2 separate regions of the Homo sapiens genome follow, and region 2 is linked to region 1. A link is a loop called in an ENCODE intact Hi-C map of the cell type or tissue named here. Cell type or tissue: gastrocnemius medialis. All regions are shown on one strand.

Region 1 (8,000 bases):
ATTGTGGCTCACCAAAGCCGCAACCTCTCAGGCTCAAGCAATCCTCCCACCTCAGCCTCCCAAGTAGCTGGGACCACAGACGTGTACCACCACATCCCACTAATTATTTTTTATTTTTTGTAGAGACAGGGTCTCCGTATGTTGTCCAGGCTGGTCTTGAACTCCTGGGCTCAAGCAATTCTCCTATGTTGGCCTCTCAAAGTGTTGGGATTATAGGCATGAGTCACCATGCCCAGAGCCCTTTTTCAGTCTTAAAGTTTTCAGTTTCTCAACTTTCCTTTTTGTCTGGACCCATTCTAGGGTCTTTTATTTGTTGGTGGTTTTGTTTTAGAGGCCCAGGTGTGGCCTTTACCCATACTCCGGGCCTTGCTCCCAGTCTCGCCTCCTCCGTGCTGTGGTCCTGGGTCATCCTTCCCTTCTCTACTGATTGAGCCCTTCTTATATTCCAGGCAGTATGCTCTGGTCTGCCATTTAATCCCCAGGACAACGCTGTGAAGTGGGTACCATCAACAGTCCCCCTCTTGTTAAAATTAAGGCATTCAGCTGGGCATGGTGCCTCATGCCTGTAATCCCAGCACTTTGGGAGGCCGAGGTGGGCAGATCACCTGAGGTCAGGAGTTCGAGACCAGCCTGGCCAACATGGTGAAACCCCGTCTCTACTAAAAATACAAAAATTAGCTGGGCGTGGTGCTGCACACCTGTAATCCCAGCTACTCCAGGGGCTGAGGCAGGAGAATCACTTGAACCTGGGAGGTGGAGGTTGCAGTGAGCCGAGAGCATGCCATTGCACTCCAGCCTGGATGACAGAGTGAGACTCAGTCTCTAAAAAAAAATAAATAAAATAAAAAATAAAAATTTAAGGAATTCTAGTTTGAGTGTAGCAGGACGAGCCGCAGACAAAACCCCTTAGACACCGAGTTAAAGAAGGAAGGGCTTTATTTGGCCGGGAGCATCGGCAAGACTCACGTCTCAAAAACCGAGCTCCCTGAGTAAGCAATTCCTGTCCCTCTTAAGGGCTGACAACTCTAAGGGGGTCCGCGTGAAAGGGTCTTGATCGATTGAGCAAGCAAGGGGTATGTGACTGGGGGCTGCATGCACTGGTAATTAGAACAGAACAGAACAGGACAGGGATTTTCACAGTGCTTTTCCACACAATGACTGTAATTTAGAGATAACATAACTGATTAGGTCAGGGGTCGATCTTTAACTACCAGGCCCAGGGTGTGGCGCCGGGCTGTCTGCCTGTGGATTTCATTTCTGTCTTTAAGTTTTTACTTCTTCTTTCTTTGGAGGCAGAAATTGGGCATAAGACAATATGAGGGGTGGTCTCCTCCCTTATGAGGATTTTGGATAATTGTACAGAGCTGTGTATACATTACCTCAACAAACATATAGAACAGTTCCCTCATCCTAAAAGTTTCCTCATGCCTTTTTTTTTTTTGAGACGGTGTCTCACTCTGTCACCCAGGCTGTAGTACAGTGGTGCAATCTCAGCTCACTGCAACCTCCGCCTCTTGGGTTCAAGGGATTCTCCTGCCTCAGCCTCCTGAGTAAGTGGGACTACAGACATGTGCTACCACACCTGGCTAATTTTTGTATTTTTACAAAATACAAAAATTGTTCTATTTTGTATAACAATTATTGGCTAGGCTGGTCTCAAACTCCTGACCTCAGGTGATCAGCCTGCCTTGGCCTCCCAAAGTGCTGGGATTACAGGCATGAGCCACCCAGCCTTCTCATGCCTTTTTGCAGTCACATATGTAATTTTTAAAAATGGTACAATTATATATACATATACACACACATATATATACATATATACACACATATATACGCATATATACACACATATATACACATATATACATATATACACACATATATACACATATATACACACATATATACACACATATATACACATATATATACATATATACACATATATACACATATATACACATATATATACATATATACACATATATACATATATACACACATATATACATATATACACACATATATACATATATACACATATATATACATATATATACACACATATATATATACTTTTTTTTATTTTGAGATGGAGTCTCGCATTGTCACTTGGGCTGGAGTGCAGTGGCACAATCTCTGCTCACTGCAACATCTGCCTCCCAGGTTCAAGTGATTCTCCTGCCTCAGCCTCCCAAGTAGCTGGGATTACAGGCACCTGCCTCCATGCCGGGCTAATTTTGTATTTTTGGTAGAGACAGGGTTTCACTACATTGGCCAGGGTGGTCTCAAACTCCTGACCTCGTGATCCACCTGCCTCAGCCTCCCAAAGTGCTAGGATTACAGACGTGAGCCACCGTGCCCAGCATATATACTATTTTTTAACCTGAGTGTTTCTAAGATGCACTGGGGGAAAAAAGATGCATTGAACATCTCTTTATGGCAATTATATAGTTTTGCAACATAATTTTAATGGCTGTATTCTATCAAATGAATGCTTTATAATTTATTTAACCAATGTCTTACTGTTTTGTACATACATAAACAATGTCCTGCTTCCTCTTCCTGGAATTATTTTCTTATTTCTATTACAGTATCGTAGTTTGCTTTTTTTTAATTTTTCATATCTTTCTGATACTTCTTTGTCTGTTTTGCTAGCTCTGTGTCCTCTTTTTTTTTTTTTTTTTTTTTGAGACAGAGTCTCACTCTGTTGCCCAGGCTGGAGTGTAGTGGCACAATCTCAGCTCACTGCAACCTCTGCCTCCTATGTTCAAGCCATTCTCCTACCTCAGCCTCTCGAGAAGCTGGAATTAACAGGCGCCCGCCACCATGCCTGGATAATTTTTAATAGAAACAGGGTTTCACCATGTTGGCTAGGCTGGTCTTGAACTCCTGACCTCAGATGATCCACCCACCTCAGCGTCCAAAGTGCTGGGATCACAGGCATGAGCCACCACACCTGGCCTCTGTGTCCTCTTTCTACCTTCCCAAGATTCTGTACTTGAATCTTCTTTTTTTTTTTTTACTTTTGAGACAGGGTCTTGCTCTTGCTATGTTGCCCAGGTTGGAGTGCAGTGGCACTATCTCAGCTCACTGCAGCCTAGACCTCCCCAGGCTCAGGTGATCCCCCCACCTCAGCCTCCCAAGTAGCTGGAATTACAGGTATGTGTCACCACACCCGGCTAATTTTTGCAGTTTTTGTAGAGTCGGGGTCTCACCATGTTGCCCAGGCTGGTCTCAAACTCCTGGGCTCAAGCAATCCTCCTACCTTGGTCTCCCAAAATGCTGGGATTACAGGCATGAGCCACCGTGCCCTGCCCAAATCTTCTTATTCTATAATTTCTCTTTAGGTCATCAATTTCTCTCCCGATCCACTATAAACCCTTTGGATCTCATCTCTACTTTTCTTCTCGACACCAGATCCTAATTCCCAACTGTCTACTGGGTATTACATCCACAGGGATGTACTTCTTGCAATTCAAATGCCACATGTCAAAAACTGAACTCCTATTCCCTTTGCAAAATCCCTCTGCTTCTCTCTTTCTCTCTCCTTTTTGCTACCTATTTCAGGTAGGGGAAGTGGTGTCCTTCCAGCCACTCAGGCTAGAAACCTCAAAGTCCTCTTCTGATTGCTGTCCTCACTCATCTCACACATCCAGTCAATAAAGTGCTATTGATTCTCCTCCCAAATGCCTCTCAGCTTGTGCCCTTCCTTTCCATTCCCACCGTGACTATCCCAGCTTTTGAGGTCCCATGACTCTTCACCAGAGTGGTAACAATAGCTTCCCAACATCTCCCAGCCCCCATCCCCCCGCTACTCTGCTCTGTTGCCATGAGAGTTAACTTTGCGAAACAGAGAGATTATTTTCCTCTCCTGCTTGAAAATATCTGATGACTTCTTATCACTTACAGAAGCAAGTCTAAACTTTCCACTGTCTCCTCCCACTCTCCCACCACACACCACCTTCCTGCGCCGGTTGCGTCAGCCTCGAACGTTCCTGAACGCTTTGCTGTTCCTGTGCTTTTACTCACGTTCTCCCCAGTGACTGCCCAATCTTTAGTGTGTTTTGCTGACTCCTGGCGCTCTGGCTTTTCCATAAGAGGCGTTTTTGCACGATTGCAGACAGGAATAAAAATGAGCTCTGCCTACTGGGCCGTCCTGGTTAGCAAGGTCTACACCACCTCAAAGGCAGCTATGGACTAAGAGCCCACAAAGAATCTCGGGTTATGAGGGAGGGGCTGGCCGTGGAGACGGCTAAAGCGCCTCATTTGTCTTCCCAGCAGGGAAGCGATGGGACCTCGGCGGGCAGGGAACGCGATCTCCACCCGTCTGGAAAACTCTCTGAGTTCTGGAGCACTGTTCGCGGCCGGACTGAGTGGCATGTCCGCATTTTCCCCATTCCAGGGTAGGGCAGACTGAGGTAGGAGAGCAGAGCCCCGAGGCCGACTCCCCGGGAAAAAAAAAAAAAGGAAAAAAGGCTCCCGCCGACCTGTGATTCACAGGAGCAAGAGGCTGGAAGGACCGCGCCTCCTGATTGGAGCAGACAGAATCAGACAAGCTTGGGGGCCGCTGATTGGCTCCGGCGTGGTCAGGCGCTGGTGGGCTGTTGTAGGTGTAAATAGCTCTTGAAGGCCCGGGTCTGTGACCGGCAGTAACCCCGGCGAGAGTGGGTGGAGAGGGAGGCGCTTCCTCTCCATTCATGTCAGCTGCCAGCCAGGCCCGGGCAGGCCGGCCCTTTAGCGGAGGGGACTGGGCAGGACGAGGCGATGGGTGTCTTCGGAGATCTTAAGCTGGGCTGAAAGTTAAACACTCACCCGCAGGGCTGAGCCAGAGCTGGCACCTTCCACACCGAGCCCCTTCCTATCTGTGACTGTTGAAAAGTTTAATGTGATGTTCTGGGTGAGGACCGAGGCGTTGGAGGTCGCTAGGAGGGTAGTTTTACGGAGTCGCGTTAATGGCTGTAGTGGGTGTACCTTAGTGACCACAGGGAGGTGGCAGCCTGTCCTCTCCTCCTCCTGGTCACCGTATTCTATTTGCGGAAAAGGTAAGAATGGAGGCTTGGATAGTCTTTCTACTAGAGATGCAACTTCTCCCACCCTCTACTCCAGGGGAAAGAGAAGTCTGTGGGGAACTGGCTTTGTAAAAAGTAGGAAAGAGGAAAGGGACAAATGGGTACACGTTAAGAAGAGGGTGACTCTCATACATTGCTGGAGAAAATTTAAAGTGGTGCAGCCACTGGGGAAACAGTTTGATGGTGCCACAAAAGGTTAAATATCAAATTAGCATCTGGCCCAGCAACTCCACTCCTAGATATAAACCCTAATAAATTATAAACGGGTACTCATATTTGCACTCAAATGTTCATGGCAGTGCTATTCACAATAACCAAAAGGTGGAAGCAACTCCAGTGTTCATCAATTGATAAATCAGTAAACCAACTGTGGTGTATTCATACAATGGAATATGAATAGGTAATAAACAGGAATGAAGTACTGATATATGCTCCAATGGGGATGAACATTGAAAGATTATGCCAAGAGAAGGAAGCCAGACACAGAAGGTCATATATTGTACGATTCCATGTATAGGAAATATCCTGAAGTGGTAAATCCACAGAGACAGAAAGCAGACTGATGGTCACCAGGGGCCGAGTGTGGGTGGGAAGATGGGGAATCACTGTTGAATGGGTTCAAGTTTTCTTTTGGGGTGAAAATGTTTTAGAACAAAAGGTAGTGTTTGCACAATGTTATGAATGCACTAAGTGCCACAGAACTGGTCAATTTAAAATGGTTAGTTCGGCCTGGCACGGTGGCTCACACCTGTAATCCCAGCACTTTGAGAGGGTGGGGCGGGCGGATCACCTGAGGTCAGGAGTTTGAGACTAGCCTGGCCAACGTGGTGAAACCCCATCTCTCCTAAAAAAAAAAAAAAAAAGAAAGAAAGAAAGAAAAAAAAAGATGGGCATGGTGGCAGGTGCCTGTAATCCCAGCTACTCAGGAGGCTGAAGCAGGAGAATCGTTTGAACCCGGGAGGCGAAGGTTGCAGTGATCCGAGATCATCCCATTGCACTCCAGCCTGGGCGACAAGAGCAAAACTCTGTCTCAAAATAAATAAATAAAATAAAATGGTTAGTTTAGCCGGGCACGGTGGCTCACACCTGTCATCCCAGCACTTTGGGAGGCCAAGGGAGGAGGATCACTTGAGCCCAGGAGTTTGAGACCAGCCTGGGCAATATAGTGAGACCCCTATCTCAATAAATAAAGTGGTTAGTTTTATATTGTGTGAATTGTCTCTCAATTAAAATGTATCTCTCTCTCTCTCTCTCTCTCTCTCTCTCTCGCAAACAAACTGACAGACTAAAAGGTGAGTCCTTCCTGCTGTCCATAATTCTCTAAGAAAGAAATAAGAAACAGCAATTCTGAGTCCTCTGCTGCCTTTCACTTCCACTTTCCTCTCTGTTTTTTGAAGTCTGGCATGGTCCTGGTTACTGACTGCTCCCCATGGAAAATGGCCAGGAGGGAGAGGGCCCCTTCCGCCCCTCTGAGAAGGTCCTCGCCTGGGCCCAGAACCACTGTGAGTCAGCCCGGCATACACACACTGAGCCTTTGTGAGCGCTCTGTGGCCAGGGTGTAGCTGGCTGGGCGGGACCGCGTGGGGGAAGGGCAGGTCCGGGTCCTGAAAGTGGGAAGGCTTCTGCCTCCAGCAACCCCAGTATGGAATCTCAACTCCTTGGAGCCTGCAATTAGGGCCTGTGGCATTTGTTCCAAAGTCAGTGTACAAGAATCAGCGCTTTGCCTGCAGCACGGAAAGTTAACTACAGGTCACAAAATATGACTCCTACTCCCTGTGACATTTCACACAGTTTGTAGCAGTGACAGAATTTAGAGCAAGACATGAGCTCATTCTGTCATTTCCAGTGCTGACTGTTTAGGGGCAGGGAGACATTTCTGAAAGAGGAAGATGCTTTTGAGGAGCTCACAATCTTATAGGAGGGTGAAGTGTAGTTTAGGAAAAGTAGACAGGAAATGTTGGGTACGTATCTATGGTTTGAGAGGAAAGCTTAAAACCCAGGTGTGACTGAATGTTAAGACGGGTCAGGAGGTGGAGTGAGCTGGGTTCTTCCGGAACAGTGGATGCATCTGCTGTTTGTGCAAAACTTAAGCTCCCTGCCACTGCCACCCAGGGAGGAGGGTCACATCACCAGGCTTTGCCTCTGAGTATAACTGAATATTGCCAGGCATACAGTTGGACATATGACAGATTACGACATATCTAGTTTGTCATCTGCTCCACACCCAGTAGAGCCAGTAGTTAAGACCATAGGTCTGGAACCAGATCATAGCAACATTACACATTTTCTCACAGCTTTTTCTCCAAGTGAACTCAGTTACCTCATCAGTAAAATCCAGGTAACAATAACACCTGCTTCGGATGTGGTGCGATAACACACTGCCAAGCATTCAGTACAGTGCCCAGCTCTAGTAAATATTGTTATTGTTATTATGATTGTATCCACAAGTCTGATGGACTCAGAACTTTAATTTCCCACTCAAAAGGAAGTTAGGTCTGTGTTTATGCAGTTGCCTAAACCCCTTTAACTAAATGTAGAACATGGTATCTCGATTTTTCCAAGTAACTTGGTACAGCCAAATTGTCATATTATACTCCAGTTTATAGCAGCTTGCCTTTTCTCATGTGGCTAGTCTTTGTCCCTTTGAAGTTTGAGACTAGAGACTACATCACTGCATAATTAAGAGAACATGGACTGGGTGTGGTGTCTCATGCCTGTAATCCCAGCACTTTGGGAGGCCGAAGTGGGCAGATCACTTGACGTTAGGAGCTCGAGACCACCCTGGCCAACATGGTGAAACCCCATCTCTACTAAAAATACAAAAATTAGCCAGGCATAGTGGCAGATGCCTATAATCTCAGCTACTTGGGAGGCTGAGGCAGGAGACTCGCTTGAACCCGGGAGGCAGAGGTTGCAGTGAGCAGAGAA
Region 2 (8,000 bases), 59 kb before region 1:
TGCTGGGATTACAGGTGTAAGCCACCATACCCAGCTCTTTTTTGTTTTTTAAATGTTCCCTGTTTTTTGCCTTCTATTTCTCTCTTTTTTTTTTTGAGACAGAGTTTCACTCTTGTCACCCAGGCTGGAGTACAATCTCGGCTCACTGCAACCTCCGCCTCCTGGGTTCAAGTGATTCTCCCGCTTCAGCTTCCCAAGTAGCTGGGATTACAGGCACGTGCCACCATGCCCAGCAAATTTTTGTATTTTTAGTAAGGACAGGATTTCACCATGTTGGCCAGGCTGGTCTCAAACTCTTGACCTCAGGTGATCCACCCGCCTAGGCCTCCCAAAGTGCTGGGATTACAGGTGTGAGCCACAGCGCCCGGCCTTCACCTCCTATTTTTCTTAAGGCATTATTTGTTGTGCCTATTCACTGTGGTGTTTCTGATAGTTTGTCTTTATTTTTGAAATTATTTTCTTTCTAATTATTTCCTGAGTTCTGTCACTTTATTTCTGCGTTTGTCTGTTTCTGGTTTTTACTATTCTTTTATGTCTTATATCATTTAAAAAGGGTTTTCCAGTTGGTTTCAAAGCAAGAAATTGTAGAGTTTTACTCTGTTTCTAATATGCTTTCATTGCCTGTAGAAACTATTCTGCCTCTTATTCTCCTTTTCCTCATAATAACTTTTATTAGATTTAATCTTGATACTTTTCTGTTGCTTATTTCTATGAGGTTGGCTTCCTGAAATTTTAGGAAATAGGAGTGTAGTGTTTAAAAATATGATGGCTTGCTTTCTGTGACTCTGATATTGTTGCTTTCCTCCCCCGCCTAATCTGAACACCTCTTTTATTGGCCTTTTTTTATCCCAGTCCTGCTTAATTTTGACTCTACATCTGGACGTTTTTCTTCAGTGTGTGGCCATGTCCTGAAATGGGGCCCTGGTTGGTCAGTTTCATGGGTTTCTAGGGGCTGGATTGCTCTAGCCAGACTCATGGGCCCCACACGCACTCACCCACTAATAGGATTAGGCCAAACTCCTCCAGTTCTACCTCTTGTTTTCAGATTGACCCACCTCACTTTCCCGTTGGCTCTTTTGGAGTTCTCCAGTTGGGGGTCTGTCAGCTGTCCTGTTGCTTCCTTTGCTTTTCCCATGCAGATGCTGAAATGGTCCAGAGCTTGTGGGTATTGAGTTTCACCTGCTTGCATATGGGATTCCTAGGGATACCTTGTCACCTAGTTTTGCAAAATGTGGTCCAGGGATTTTGGGTTTGTTATCTAGTTGCTCTCCCAGTTTTGATATGGGAATTTGGAGAGATTAAACAACTGTGCCTTCATCATTGCCATCTATCTAATATCTGTATTTGATTTGGTGGGGAGAAGAGAAAAAATAATATATTCTAGTTGTTTAAAAAAAAATCAGAGGCATGTAAAATAAAAATGGAATGCTGTTCTTTTCCCAGTTCCATTCTCCAGAGGTATTTACTGTTAAGAGTTGAGTATATTTCGGCCGGGAGCAGTGGCTCACGCCTATAATCCCAGCACTTTAGGAGGCTGAGGCAGGCGGATCACCTGAGGTCAGGAGTTCAAGACCAATCTGGCTAACATGGCAAAACCCCGTCTCTACTAAAAATACAAAAATTAGCCAGGCATGGTGGTGCGCACATGTAGTCCCAGCTACTTGGGAGGCTGAGGCAAGACAATCGCTTGAACTCGGGAGGTGAAGGTTGCAGTGAGCCAAGATGGTGCCACTGTACTCCAGCCTGGTGACAGAGTGAGACTCCGTCTCAAAAAAAAAAAAAAAAAAAAAAAAAAAGAGTTGAGTATATTTCCTTCCAAATACTTTTCTATTCTTTTGCTGTTTATGTACTTTTCTATCACTTTGCTGTCTGCATTTTCTTGCAATTTTCTTTTTCCATGTATATATTTTCCAACATACAACAATATATTGGGCACCATCTTTAAGGACTAATATAGTCTGATAGTGTTATTATTTATTACAATTACCAAGTGGATAATTATCTCAGGAAGGAAACAAACTGGTTCTAGTTGCTTTGAAAATAAACATTTATGGCTGGGCGCGGTGGCTCAACGCCTATAATCCCAGCACTTTGTGGGGCAGAGCCAGGCAGATCACCTGAGGTTGGGAGTTCGAGATCAGCCTGACCAACATGGAGAAACCCTGTCTCTACTAAAAACTACAAAATTAAGGGGGCGTGGTGGTGCATGCCTGTAATCCCCGCTACTCGGGAGGCTGAGGCAGGATAATTGCTTAAACTCGGGAGGCGGAGGTTGCGGTGATCCGAGATCATGCCATTGCGCTCCAGCCTGCACAGCAGGAGCAAAACTCCATCTCAAAATAAATAAATAAATAAATAAATAAATAAATAAATAAATAAATAAAACATTTATTTATTAATTTTTTTAAAAAAATCTTAGAGATGGAGTCTCACTATGTTGGTCAGATTGGTCTTAAACTCCTGGCCTCAAGTGATCTTCCCACCTTGGCCTCCCAATGTTCTGGGATTACAAGCATGAGCCACCATGCCTGGCTGGAAAATAAACATCTAAATAGTGTAAAGAGCCATCACAAAATAATTGATGGTATTTGTCTATAGATGGAAAGGTCATGGCACTCAGGACCACTAAGCGAAGACCTCCTCAATGAACTCTAGGCTGCTTTGCTTTAAGAAAATTCTGGCTGGCTGGGCACAGTGGCTCATGCCTGTAATCCCAGCACTTTGGGAGGCCAAGGTGGGTGGATCACTTGAGGTCAGGAGTTCGAGACCAGCCTGGCCAACATGATGAAACCCGTCTCTACTAAAAATACAAAAAAATTAGCTGGGCATCGTGGTGGGCGCCTGTAATCCCAGCTACTCAGGAGGCTGAAGCAGGAGAATCGCTTGAACCCAGGAGGCAGAGTTTGCGGTGACCAGAAATGGAGCCACTGCACTCCAGCCTGGGCGACAGAATGAGACTCTGTCTCAAAAAAAAAAAAAAAAAAAAAAAAGAAGTTGTATTCACAGAGTCCTGAGAGGACTAGGACTGGTTTCCCCTTAAAATATTTTTTCGCTTCTAAATCTTAGATAAACAACACACTGATGATCTTCTGAAAAAGCTTTTTAAAAAGACAGATGACTGCGCTCCTCTCAAAATTTATGAATCAGAGTTTCTTGGGATAAAATCTGGGAATCTGTATCTTTAAAAATGTTCTCCTGGTGATTCTGCCAGTCAGCCAGATTTGGGAACTACTGGATAAATTCCTTGGACTAGGAGATAACTTTCCTAATTGCAATGGATCAGATTTGGGGTGCTAGGGAAGCCCTATCTGGCAGAAGTAGCCCACCAGCTTTCTTCCTAACATCTCCTTTCCCTACTTCCCTGGCGCCCTCCCCTACACCTTCTAATTCTTGCTGTCACCCTCTTTCCTACCCTAAACTGGCCCTAAAATGACACTTAGAACAGCAGCGCCACATTGTGGAGAGAAACAATATAGTGCTCCAAAAGGCACAGAACACTGTCCTCGCAGATCACCGAGCCTGCAGTTACCGATTTGTCCTGCAGGGGGCATAACTTCCTTACTTTTTAAGTGAGGACAGGTTCTCGCCCCATAAAACCTGGTAAAACCTGGGTGATCTCAGAAAACATCCCTGGAGAAGGCACGGGATGGAGCATCTGTGCCAGATTAGAAATCAAAAACCTCCACTTCGTGAAACTAGAATAAACCGACTAAGTGCATGGACATGAGCAAGCCTTCTGCTGAGGTTAGAAGCCAAGCTCTATGACAGTCTTGGTCAGGGTAAAACTATGGCGGTCTCCAAGTCACTGTGTGACTTGATAAACACACGTCTATCTGGGGTACAAGGCACTGTCAGATATCTCTTGGAAAGTGTTCTGTTTTATATGGTACCCATGAGTCTGGCATTAATCAATAGATCTGATCTCTTTAATAAGGATATTTATACCCAATGACACATCGGTTTATGTTGGTGGAGCAGGGTTGGATCGCTGTAGTAGTGTTCTGAGTATGCACCTTTGGATTTGTTCCCACCTGGTGAAGTCTCTCTCTCTGTCTCTCTCTCTCTCACACACACACACAAGCATTCACACACAGGCTCTTCTGATATTTGTAACTAGACACATCTTTTTCAATGGCATGTTTGATGATCCAGCCAAATTAATATGGCTAGAAAAAAAAAGATATATTTACACAAATTTACCAATCTATCTGGTTGCCTGGTTGCTTTCCCTTCATATTAATAGCTGCCCTCAGGCTCCAGATGAAACAAGAATGTACACCTTGGTAGATTTGTGTAAGATTTCCTGGCAGATGATTGTGTGGCTTTCTTTTCTTTTCTTTTTTTTTTTTGAGACAGAATTTCACTCTTGTCACCCAGGCTGGAGTTCAATGATGCGATCTTGGCTCACGGCAACCCCGACTCCCGGGTTCAAGTTCAAGTGATTCTCCTGTCTCAGCCCCCCAAGTAGCTGAGATTACAGGTGCCTGCCACCACACTCGGCTAATTTTTGTATTTTTTAGTAGAGACGGGGGTTTCACCATGTTGGCCAGGCTGGTCTTGAACTCCTGGCCTCAGATAATCCACCCCCTTCAGCCTCCCAAAGTGTTGGGATTACAGGCGTGAGCCACTGCGCCTGGCCTATTTCTCTACTTTGACTCTTCTAGCTGCTTGGTTTTCTGAACTCCTGAGTTACACTGGCAGCCAGAGCCCTGTGGTTTACTGTTAATGTTTTTCTTGTTGTCTTGTTTTTTCTGATATGTTTGCTATCTCCCTAACTAGACTGTGAGCTCTTTGACTGCAAGCTCTAAGCCCAGATCACACCTATCCCTTGAACACTCACCACACACATTGTTGGGTGTGTGTTATGTCCTCAATACAAATGTTTAGGTTGTTAGTTTGAATAATGAGGAAAGGTGTTTTAAAAGACTGAGAAGCGGGCTGGGTGCGGTGGCTCACACCTATAATCCCAGCACTTTGGGAAGCCAAGGCAGGAGGACTGCTTGAGTCTAGGAGTTCAGACCAGCCTGGGCAACATAGGGAGACCCCTGTCTCTTTAAAATAATAATTAATAAACAAAAGAGTGAGAAGTAAAGGAGAACCAGGAGAGAGAAAGGAATAAAACATAACGTTTCTAAAAGATTGACTTAAATGACCAATGAAAGGAAGTAACTGATAAAAGACAAAAGAGAGTGACATGAAAGGAGGATATTAGGGTTCTAGCTTTTTCACAAAATGGAAATGCTATTGTGGGCAATGATAATTTCTGAGGAGATGTTCATGGTCAAAGAAATAAGATTTCCCCCTTGGGAGACTGAGGTAGGTGGATCACCTGAGGTCAGGAGTTCAAGACCAGCCTGGTCAACATGGTGAAACCCCGTCTCTACTAAAAATAAAAAATAAAAAAAATTATCCGGGTGTGGTGGCTCACATCTGTAGTCCCAGCTACTCAGGAGGCTGAGGCAGGAGATTCATTTGAGCCCAGGAGGTGAGCTGAGATTGCGCCACTGCACTCCAACCTGGGCGACAGAGCCAGACTATGTCTCAAAAATAAATACACAGGCCGGGCATGGTGGCTCACTCCTGTAATCCCAGCACTTTGGGAGGCCGGGTGGGGGGGGGGGGGGCGGGTGCGGATCACAAGGTCGGAAGTTCAAGACCAGCCTGGCCAATATGGTGAAACCCCGTCTCTACTAAAAATACAAAATCAGCTGGGCGTGGTGGCGGGCACCTATAGTCCCAGCTACTCGGGAGGCTGAGGCAGGAGAATTACTTGAACCCAGGAGGCAGAGGTCAGTGAGCCGAGATTACGCCACTGCACTCCAGCATGGGCGACAGGGTGAGACTCCATCTCAAAAAAATAAAATAAAATAAAATATAAATAAATACATAAAATAAAATACGATTTCCTTACCAATTTAAGGAAAATGAGTGGAATGTGAGGTACTCTGTGAAAGAAAGTTGTAATTTTGGAATAAGTTCAAAAGAATGAATGAGTACACAGATTTAGTATATAGGCCAAGCTTAAAACTCTCCCTGAATGTGACAATCAAATATTGCATAACCAAACTCTTTTAAATCTTCTTTTATTGCTCTGTAGAGTTGAACCAGTTTATGTATCCACTAAAATCTCAAGGAATTGTTCTTTAGCTTTAGATTCTCAGGTACAATGAATAGAAGAGGACTTCCTGCTATTATTTATTAATTTTATTTTACTTTATTTTATTTTTTGAGACACAGTCTCATTCTGTCACCCAGGCTGGAGTGCAATGGTGCAGTCTCTGCTCACTGCAGCCCCCATGTCTTGGGCTCAAGTGATCCTTCCATCTCAGCCTCCCGAGTAGCTGGGACTACAGACACTCACAACTACGCCCTACTAATTTTGTTTATTTTTTGTAGAGATAATGTCTCACTATGTTGCCCAGGCTGATCTCAAACTCCTGGACTCAAGCTATTCCCCTACCTCAGCCTCCCAAAGTACTGGGATTACAGATGTGAGCCACCATGCCTGGCTATTTCTTATTTTTAATTTGCTTTTTAATTGCACATATATTCGATAGAATACATCTAGAGTGTTTTAAAACAAAAGTCACAATCTTAGCTCACTCAAGTCTGTTTCATATTTAAACAATTGTTTTTCTATCTCTGAAGTGATTGTTTTGGTAGAAGCATTTCATATTGTTTGAGGGAGCAATAATCCATTGATTATAGCAGTATACATATGAAATGGCTGGGATTTAGAAGCAATATTGTCATGGTTGTAAAGAAAAATAAGTCTAAAAACTGTAAAATCTTGGAACAGAGTATACTGGTTAATTGAGCTTCTGATTAAGTATGGGTTAATGAGAGACACTTTTTGTTTGAAATCTCTCTAAATTGCCTCAGTCCATTTTCGTGCTTTAATAAGTAGTCTCATGAACATAACTGAATATTCTCTTAACTGATTCAGCACCCTGTAATGCCTCAGGACCATTACTCTGAACATCATATATAACTCTATAAAGTACTACAGCCACAGAAGGTATAGGAGTTTAGGATGACTCATTAGACATGTCTTTACTTTAAAAAATAAATCCCTGTAATCTGTGCATTTCATTGTATGTAAATTTATGTTAATTTAGTAAATGCCTGTTACATATCATAGAATAATAAACTGCTCAATCATTTAATCCATAGAGACTTTTGAGATTATGAAATTCAATGTCATTATTTAACAGATGAGAAAACTAAGAATAAGAAAATAACAAGAAGGATTAATACAACTAGGGCTACCATCAATGTCTCCTGATTGCAAATCAGGTGGCCTTTTACACCATGCTGCAACTTTCAAATGATTTGGAGTTCCTGTCATTTCTCTCCCTTCCCCCATACAAGTGGAGTTCATTTTCAAAATTAATTATTTGAGATTTTTGGATAAATGAACATAAGCTCCACTAAAATATCAGCTCCGCTGAAGCAAGGATTTGTCTGTTTTGTTCACTGATGTAGTCTCAGCATCTAGAATAGTGCCTGCCCCTTAGAAAGCCCTCAATAAATGTACGTTGAATGAAAGAATGAAATAAAGATTGAATATCTATTACACACAAGATAACTTGATTTTGAGCTCATAGGTTGAATATAGCTCTATATTAATCTGTTTAACAGTCATTAGGATTCACAGTATACAGATTACAAGCTAAAATCATTATAGTCAAAACTTTGAGTATACAATGAGCAAATGAAGAAGAAATATTAAATAATTGTTGTGGTAAAACATTTTGAGCTTTTGTTTTTGGTTCTCTTCTGTTTTGTGTACCTCAGTTTCAAACACCAAGTGTTGGAAGTTAGAAGCCCAGATATTGTTAAACTTTAAGAATATTATTTGGATAGTCAAATGAGTCATCAAAATAGAAAATGTCAAAACTCAGCTTTGCAAAGCTGTTTTAAAATATAAATTCTAGGCTGGGCGTGGTGGTTTACGCCTGTAATCCCAGCACTTTTGGAGGCCGAGGCGGGCAGATCAA

The links. Hi-C counts contacts between places; a loop is a spot of excess contacts. Peaks named below come from ENCODE experiments on the same cell type or tissue, not always from the same donor. Only the 100,000 strongest peaks of a DNase experiment are listed, where the experiment ranks them.
Region 2: it touches region 1 in a loop (2.4-fold over the local background); 18 of 110 quality-filtered maps call a loop at or near these places.

What each region holds. Positions count from the first base shown.
Region 1 is chr10:100,370,045-100,378,044 of GRCh38, reverse strand. It overlaps OLMALINC (oligodendrocyte maturation-associated long intergenic non-coding RNA), which reads right to left and starts at 4,469. Exons shown (of 3, transcript NR_026762.1): 1 at 4,033-4,469. RefSeq lists enhancers at 3,140-3,709, 3,710-4,277, 4,347-4,476, 4,278-4,847, 4,577-4,906. In gastrocnemius medialis, no CTCF peak of the experiment used is centred here; DNase peaks (open chromatin) are centred at 4,004, 4,584, 6,654 and 7,174; H3K4me3 peaks cover 2,595 bases; H3K27ac peaks cover 4,743 bases.
Region 2 is chr10:100,429,467-100,437,466 of GRCh38, reverse strand. No RefSeq gene overlaps it. Among named protein-coding and RNA genes, the nearest start is that of WNT8B, 30 kb to the left of the region's middle. In gastrocnemius medialis, a CTCF peak has its summit at 3,504 (motif pointing right); a DNase peak (open chromatin) is centred at 3,506.